Regions from separate parts of the Homo sapiens genome. Here all the other regions are linked to region 1. A link is a loop called in an ENCODE intact Hi-C map of the cell type or tissue named here. Cell type or tissue: PC-9. All regions are shown on one strand.

What was found. Peaks named below come from ENCODE experiments on the same cell type or tissue, not always from the same donor. Only the 100,000 strongest peaks of a DNase experiment are listed, where the experiment ranks them.
Region 2: a loop joins it to region 1, with 7 times the contacts of the local background. A loop is called at or near these places in 3 of 110 quality-filtered maps.
Region 3: it touches region 1 in a loop (4-fold over the local background); 10 of 110 quality-filtered maps call a loop at or near these places.

What each region holds. Positions count from the first base shown.
Region 1 is chr12:12,801,975-12,804,474 of GRCh38, forward strand. No RefSeq gene overlaps it. Among named protein-coding and RNA genes, the nearest start is that of DDX47, 10 kb to the right of the region's middle. RefSeq lists enhancers at 924-1,424, 1,955-2,500. In PC-9, no CTCF peak of the experiment used is centred here; DNase peaks (open chromatin) are centred at 1,437 and 2,207; H3K4me3 peaks cover 915 bases; H3K27ac peaks cover 2,500 bases.
Region 2 is chr12:12,871,129-12,873,628 of GRCh38, forward strand. No RefSeq gene overlaps it. Among named protein-coding and RNA genes, the nearest start is that of GPRC5A, 19 kb to the right of the region's middle. RefSeq lists an enhancer at 620-1,819. In PC-9, no CTCF peak of the experiment used is centred here; a DNase peak (open chromatin) is centred at 1,433; H3K4me3 peaks cover 635 bases; H3K27ac peaks cover 2,500 bases.
Region 3 is chr12:13,222,121-13,224,620 of GRCh38, forward strand. No RefSeq gene overlaps it. Among named protein-coding and RNA genes, the nearest start is that of EMP1, 27 kb to the left of the region's middle. In PC-9, no CTCF peak of the experiment used is centred here; DNase peaks (open chromatin) are centred at 201 and 1,281; H3K27ac peaks cover 2,500 bases.

The DNA.
Region 1 (2,500 bases):
TCTCGGCTCACTGCAACCTCTGCCTCCCAGGTCAAGCAATTCCCCTGCCTCAGCCTCCTGAGTAGCTGGTACTACAGGCTCACGACACCATGCCCAGCTAATTTTTGTATTTTTAGTAGAGACGGCGTTTCACCATGTTGTCCAGGATGGTCTCGATCTCTTGACCTTGTGATCCGCCCGCCTCGGCCTCCCAAAGTGCTGGGATTACCGGCATGAGCCACCATGCCCGGCCCCATCAGAAATATTTTTTAAGATAGGAAGAAATAATAGCATGTATAGATGCCGTGGGAATCATCCAGTGGAGAGAGAAACATTCATGGGTCAGGAGAGAACATAGAGACTTTAGAGGAATGTCCTTGATAAAGTAAGAAGGGGTGAGATTTAGCCCAGGTGCTCATGTGGAGGGTTGGCTGCATTTGGCAGAGGCACTGACAGGACATCTTCAAGAACAAGAGGGAAGGCAGATAGGTGATAAGACGGGCAGTGGAAACTTGTGGAAGTTTTTTTTATTTTTTCACTGAAATAGGAAGCAAGGCCATAGGCTGAGAGTGACAACGGGAGAGGGTGCACTGGAAGGCTGAGCAGAGTTGTTTGGGAAAGTGGGAGAAAGATGCAGTAAGGAAACGCACAGGCTTACCAGGCAGCACGAAGGAAAGGCTACCACAGAGGGACAGTTTGGTGAGTAGGTTTTCATAACGTGTGATCGGGAGGCTGAGGTGGGAAGATCAATTAAGCCCAAGAGTTTGAGATAAACCTGGGCAACATAGTGAGACCTCATCTCAAAAAAAAAAAAAAAAAAAAAGATCAGGCTGGGCCATGGTGGCTCACGCCTATAATTCCAGCACTTTGGGAAGCTGAGACGGGTGGATCACCTGAGGTCAGGAGTTTGAGACCAGCTTGGCCAACATGGGGAAACCCCGTCTCTACTAAAAATACAAAGATTAGCTGGGTGTGGTGGTGCACACCTGTAATTCCAGCTACTCAGGAGGCTGAGAAAGGAGAATTGCTTGAACCCAGGCGGCGGAGGTTGCAGTGAGCTGAGATTGTGCCACTGCACTCCAGGCTGGGCCACAGAGTGAGGCTCCATCTCAAAAAAAATAAAAAATAGATCAGAGAAGTATAGTTTTTTTTTCCTTTAGAAGCTGTTAGCGTTCTTAGATGCAAACAGCAGAACCTCTTCTAGTTAAGCAGAGAAGGACTTTATTAAAGTCTGTTAGGAAGCTCACAGAATCTCCAAGAAAGCAAAAGTCAGGCTCAAGGGCAATGCAGCCAGGAACAACACCTGCAGCCTGTTGTGAGATCACCACTCCAGCAGAAACCCCACTGCTGCTGTTGCTAGGCTAGGGCATCTCATACTGCACGCCTGGCACGGGCACTGGACATCACAGCCTTTGTGCTATTGCCCCTTAAGCAGGACACCTCTGCCAATGCCTGTGTCTACTTCCTTGCATGACTCATGTCTGAACTAAGCTCTGGTGTGGGTGTGTCTGTTTGGCAGAGGCCAAGTCATGTGTCTGGGACCCAGGTGCAAGGGAGGGTGGAGAGTGAGTTTCTGGTTTCTCCTTCAAGGAGGTGAACTTAGAATGGGAGAAATTTGCCAATCATTGGAAAAGATAATTAAAAGATGTTGGGTTATCATCAAGCATGAGAAATGTCCAGGATAGCAGTTAACGTTTTATTTATTTTAAACATTTAGATTTCAAACTTACTATATGAAATTCACATGCTTCTATTTTGAGTGTAGCTGGAAGCTGCTGTGTATTATACTCATTATTTCACTGTGGCCATGGTATCAGGATTGCCAAGGAACTTTATAAATACCTCCATTTCTAGTAATTTTTTTTTAATTGTGTATACATTTAAGGCTGGGTATGATGGCTCATGCCTGTAATCCTAGCACTTTGCGAGGCTGAGGCAGGCAAATCACTTGAGGCCAGGAGTTTGAGACCAGCCTGGCCAACGTGGAGAAACCCTGTCTCTACTAAAAATACAAAAAAAATTAGTGCGCGCCTGTAATTCCAGCTACTCAGGAGGCTGAGGCACGAGAATCTCTTGAGCCCGGGAGGTGGAGGTTGCAGTGAGCTGAGATCGCACCACTGCACTCCAGCCTGGGTGACAAAGTGAGACTGTCTCAAAAAAAAATTGTGTATACATTAAAAAAAACCTCACTTGTATGAAGGGAATACAAGGAAACCAGGAAATGACTCAAAGCTGCCCTTTCCTTTACTACCTGGCCCATAGCATGAACTGACCTTGAAACCCTAGCCTCCGTGGCTTTCTACGTAAGATTGTAACATAGCATTTGAATTTCCTGCTTATTGTTGACTGTAGGTTAAACTCGTTCCTTATAAATTTTATTTGCATTATGGAACATCATTTGTCCTCTTCAGTTTAGTTCTCAGTCTGAGACACCAGATTTTTTTGGGAGCACTAGACATAAAAATCTGTTATTCCTAGTGGGTCTAGGAGCTCAAGGGGTCAAACGGCAGGTTTGGTAGGA
Region 2 (2,500 bases), 69 kb after region 1:
AACACCAACTTGAACCAGAAGGAAGAGTTTTTTAGAACAAACCTGATACATAGGAAACAATAGATGATGGTCATTGTTGCTATTATTAGTATTATACAGGGAGCCGTGGGTATGTAAATATACAGCTGGAACATAGAATTTAAGAAAGTGAATGGAGAGGCCAGGCGCAGTGGCTCATGCCTGTAATCCCAGCACTTTGGGAGGCTGAGGTGGGCGGATCGCTTGAGGTCACGAGTTCGAGACCAGCCTGGCCAACATGGTGAAATCTGTCTTTACTAAAAATACAAAAATTAGCTGGGCATGATGGCGTGTGCCTGTAATCCCAGCTACTTGGGAGGCTGAGGCTGGAGAATTGGTTGAACCCAGGAGGTTCAATTGTGCCACTGCACTCCAGCCTGGGCGATAGAGCAAGACTCAGTCTCAAAAAAAAAAAAAAAAAAAAAAAAAAAAAAAAGAGGGTGAATGGAGAGAGAGATATCATTCTGGAATGGTAAACAGGGGCCAGATCACGAATGACTTTGTAAGCCATACATGGTTTTCTGAACTTGTCCTAGAGTAAGTGAAGAGAGGTTGTGTTTGTTTTTGAGATAGGGTCTTGTTTTGCCACCCAGGCTGCAGTGCAGTGGCGTGAGCACAGCTCACTACAGCCTCGACCTCCTGGGCTCAAGCCATCCTCCCCACTCAGCCTCCGGAGTGGCTGGGTCTATAGGTGAGCACCACCATGCCCAGTTAATTTTTTATTTTTTGTAGAGATGGTATCTAACTATGTTGCCCAGGCTCGTCTCAAACTCCTGGCCTCAAGTGATCCTCTCGCCTTGGTCTCCCAAAGTGCTGGGATTACAGGTGTGAGCCACTGGGCCAGGCTGAGAGGTTATGGATTTTGAGGAGAGTTGAGCAGATTTGGGGTTTTAGGAGGATCTCTACACAAAAGGCTTCTAGAGTGGGGAATGCTTTGGAGAGAAGAAAAACTAGAGACATGGAGATCAGCTGGAAGCCACTGTGGTGGTCCAGGAGAGGCTTGTGGGGGCTGGGCCTGAGGTTGTGCTGAGGGGGATGAAGAGAAGTGGACCTGCTAAAGGTCACAGTGCTGGTTAGTGACGGACCAGGGGCGGGAGCTGTTGACTAATTACATAAGAATTTCCTGCCAGGAAATTAGCCTTTTTTTCTTGTTTATTTAGGCATGAATTTAATATATGTGCTACTTGATAGAAACAGATAAGTAACTACAAGTAACTGGGCAGGGATGGTTAGCTGGGAGGTATGGATTTCATTTCCATTACTAATGCCTGCAATTGCTGATAATAGACGTGCCCCAGGAATCGCTGCAAGGGAAATGGAGCAAGGTGAGCCATTCTCTTTGAAGGAGTTTTTTCCAGCTCTACCGGTTTATGTGTATAGGGTCACACCCTACCTTCTTATAACTGCCTCATTTGTTCTCCTTTGGGTCAGGCTGAAAGTGTTTGTTTGCTTTTTCTGGTTTTATTGGCATAGAAAACTCTAGCAAGATGTGATTGGCCACTCTGTGGGGGCATCACTGGCCTTTCAAGCTGTGTTTCTCAAACATTCTCTGTGGACGCAGATTGGTCATGGCATCTGCATTCCTGGAAGGTGCAGGCTGATGGGTGGAGCGGAGGAGTTTTGAGGAGCCAGATGAGATGAGGCACCTGGGGACAGGTGACCCCAGCAGCTGCCGCTTGCAGGAGAGAGCTTCTGAGGAAAGACATCTGAGTCAGCAGGGTGACTGCTGGGACTGTGGGCAAAGCATGAGCCCAGCGGTGTTCTCATCCACCCAGTTAGGCGACCCTGAAGGTCTATGATGATAATCTAAATGATCCCTGAAAGGATCTGCTCTAATCTCTTCGCTGGTCCATGAACCTGCCAGGCTTGTTCTGATTCCGTATGGGAATTTGATTGATAAAGTCCTATGCATTCTTGAGTCACCCCCATCACCCACCCTCTACTCCCTTTGAAGAACCACAGAGGGAAGAGTAGACACCATACAGCTCACACTGACTCACTTCTGTGTTCAATGCATTGCTCCTCTTAGTCTCCCAGCTTTTCTAGAAGCCCTCTGAGGGCTTTTTTTTTTCCTTTTCTTTTTGAGACAGGGTCTCTGTTGCCCAGGCTGGAGTGCAGTGGCATGCTCTCAGCTCGCTCTGCCTCCTGGGCTCAAGTGATCCTCCTACCACAGCCTCCTGAGTAGCAGGACTACAGGTGCGCACTACCACGCCTCGCTAATTTTTGTATTTTTAGTAGAGATGGGGTTTCACCATGTTGCCTAGGCTGGTCTCAAACTCCTGACCTCAAGTGATCTGCCCACCTCAGCCTCCCAAAGTGCTGGGGTTACAGGCGTCAGCCACCGCACCTGGCCCTTCTGAGGGCTTTTTATTCCTTCTATGTTCTCGTAACTCCTCTCAGAGTTTTTAGGTGACCTCTGTTGATTGACAGATCCAGAAGTTTGGAAGATGTGTCAGCCTGAATTTACAGATTGGGAAGCCGA
Region 3 (2,500 bases), 420 kb after region 1:
CCCACACATCTGAGAACAGCCCTCACCCATGCCCCATCTTGCAGACAGCTGCCCCTGGGCCATCTCATAGGCCATCCCATAACACAGTCCACTCTCTATTTGACAGGCCCAGGGAGAGGGGCTTAGTCATGAGCATGAGGACATTTGGCCAGGGACTTTGGCAGCACGAGCAATCAAAATGCAGTCTGGCAGCAGGGTGTGGCCTCCAGGTGGGTGTGCTCCTTTGGTCCTGAGCCCAAGGACTTCTTGCCCCCGGGAGGGTGTGGCTGGAGGAGGGTTGGAGCAAAGCCAGGAAAGCACAGGCCTAGAGAAGGCCTCCCGCCTGATCTAAGGGTGCAAGGCTCAGGCCTCTCTTCCCACTCCCTCACCTCGGGCCTCCCTGGAGCCAATCAGCTTCTGCCCTCAGCACTCCAAAGTGATAGCTCTGCTGAGGATCAAGATTCACTTTATATTCTCCAATCCAATGGGCACTCTTAGCCTGTACCTTTTTGTTTTTTTTTTTTTTGCCTGCTGCTTATTGTATCTTTGTATTTTGCATGGGATTTAATTAAAATTCCTATAATGAATGATCACCTATATTGGAATGAATCCAAAAACTGCATCTAGACTCAGATCAGCTTTCTGAAGCCAGGGCCGTAAGAACTACAAATTCAACTGAACCCCTGAAGTTCTCCTCCCTTTCTTTGACTTCCCCATCTCAGGAAATAGCCACCTATCACTTAGAATTACAGGCCAGATATCCAAGCGTCACTCACCATTCCTCCTTCTCCCCCATTCTTCACATTTAATTAATAACTGTATCTTGGTGATTCTAATTCCCAAATATTTCTAGATTCTTTCCCTTTCTTTCCATTCCCTTCAGTGTGATCTTAGTTTAGACCTTTAATTGCATTTATTTAAAGTAGCTGAATAGGCTCATAAGAATTCACTGCTCCAACTAATTTTCCACTCTGTTGCAAAAACTGATTTTCTTGCAGTGCAAATATGAGCGTGCCATTCTCCTGCTTTTAATCCTTCATTTTCTCCTTCAGGTTGTGCAGGATAAAATTCAGAACTTGTCTATTGCTGCCTTTTCCCCCATGGCCACTCTATCCCAGGGCTAAAACACACACTTATACCATGTTGTGGGGGTTTTCCCCACATGTCATTTGTTTTTCTGAAGGTCCTTCCCCTGGTATCCGGCTAACTCATCCTGATTTCACAGGATCAGAGCACATTCCTCATCTCCAAAAGGGTGGCCTGATGCCCCAGGCCCTACTGAAATGAGCTTTGTCAATGTTTACATAATATCATATGTGTATTTCATCAGAGCATTTGTCACAGAATATTTGAATAGTGGGTTAAACTGCATGCTTCTCTCACTGGACCATGAGCTACAAGAGGGCAGGGAACTCATATTTCATTTCCTTTCCTTCAGCATTTAGCAGGATGCCTGGCAATTAGCAGATGTTCAATATAATTGTGTGAGAAGGGCTGGGGAAGGTGCTGGGACACATCATCACGGGTGACAGAACCGGTCCCCTGTGGCACTCACTGTTTCGGGGAATTGGACAGGTGGTTCCAATGCAGGCGGAGTGCCATTGATGCTGAGAGAGAAGGGAGGAAATGTGCCTCTGGGGGTTGTCTGTTACTATTTTTAGGGTCATTAAAAGTGATTAAAGCCCTCTCTGTAAAAGTGTACACATATATATTTTTTTCATAAAATTCTCCTAAAACATCCATGGGTTTCCTAAGTAGTACAGCCCTTAGGCCTGGGCAGAATGACCTCTGCTTTAGAGCATTGCATTTATTTAAAGTAGCTGAATAGGCTCTGGTCCTCATCCAGCTGTGCATACATTTAAGATGAACTTTAAGGGTGAATAAAATGTTGGAAGTTGTAAAGAAGTTGGAAGTTGAAAGATCAGCCAACGAAATCATAGCGATGGAAAAGCTGGCTGGAGCAAGTGACCCATTTGGAAAGGTAGACTGGGGGCTTTACTGCAGAAGGTCTTGACTCTCAGGGTTAGGAATTTCACAATGATTTGGAAGGATAATGGGAATTCCTAAAACGTTTTTGAGCAATGATATAACTGGAATGTGCTCTGAAAGGATGAATTTGGCAGATTATACAGGGGGTTGCAGGAGAAGTGAAGAAGGTGGAGAAATAGTTGGGAGGCTACTGTAGTACTTGAGGGAAGAGGTAATAAGAACTGGACAAAGTGGGTGGGATGGGAATGGAAGAGATGAATATAATACAAAAGGTATGATTTAGATGTCATGTGATTCAGCAAGATTTCAGGGAGAAGGCAACAAAGATTACTCTGATTTACCAGACTGGAGTTGGGGGAACTGGCCACGCCATGAACAAAAGAGGGAAGCTGGAGGAAGAATTTGAGGGGGAAGATTATAAACTCAGATCTAGACATGTTAAGTACAAGGAGCTGGCTGGACATTTAAGTATCTTGCTCCTTAGTCTAAAGATGTCTTAGGTTACTTGTGAAGGGTTACTTTCCAGAGGGAT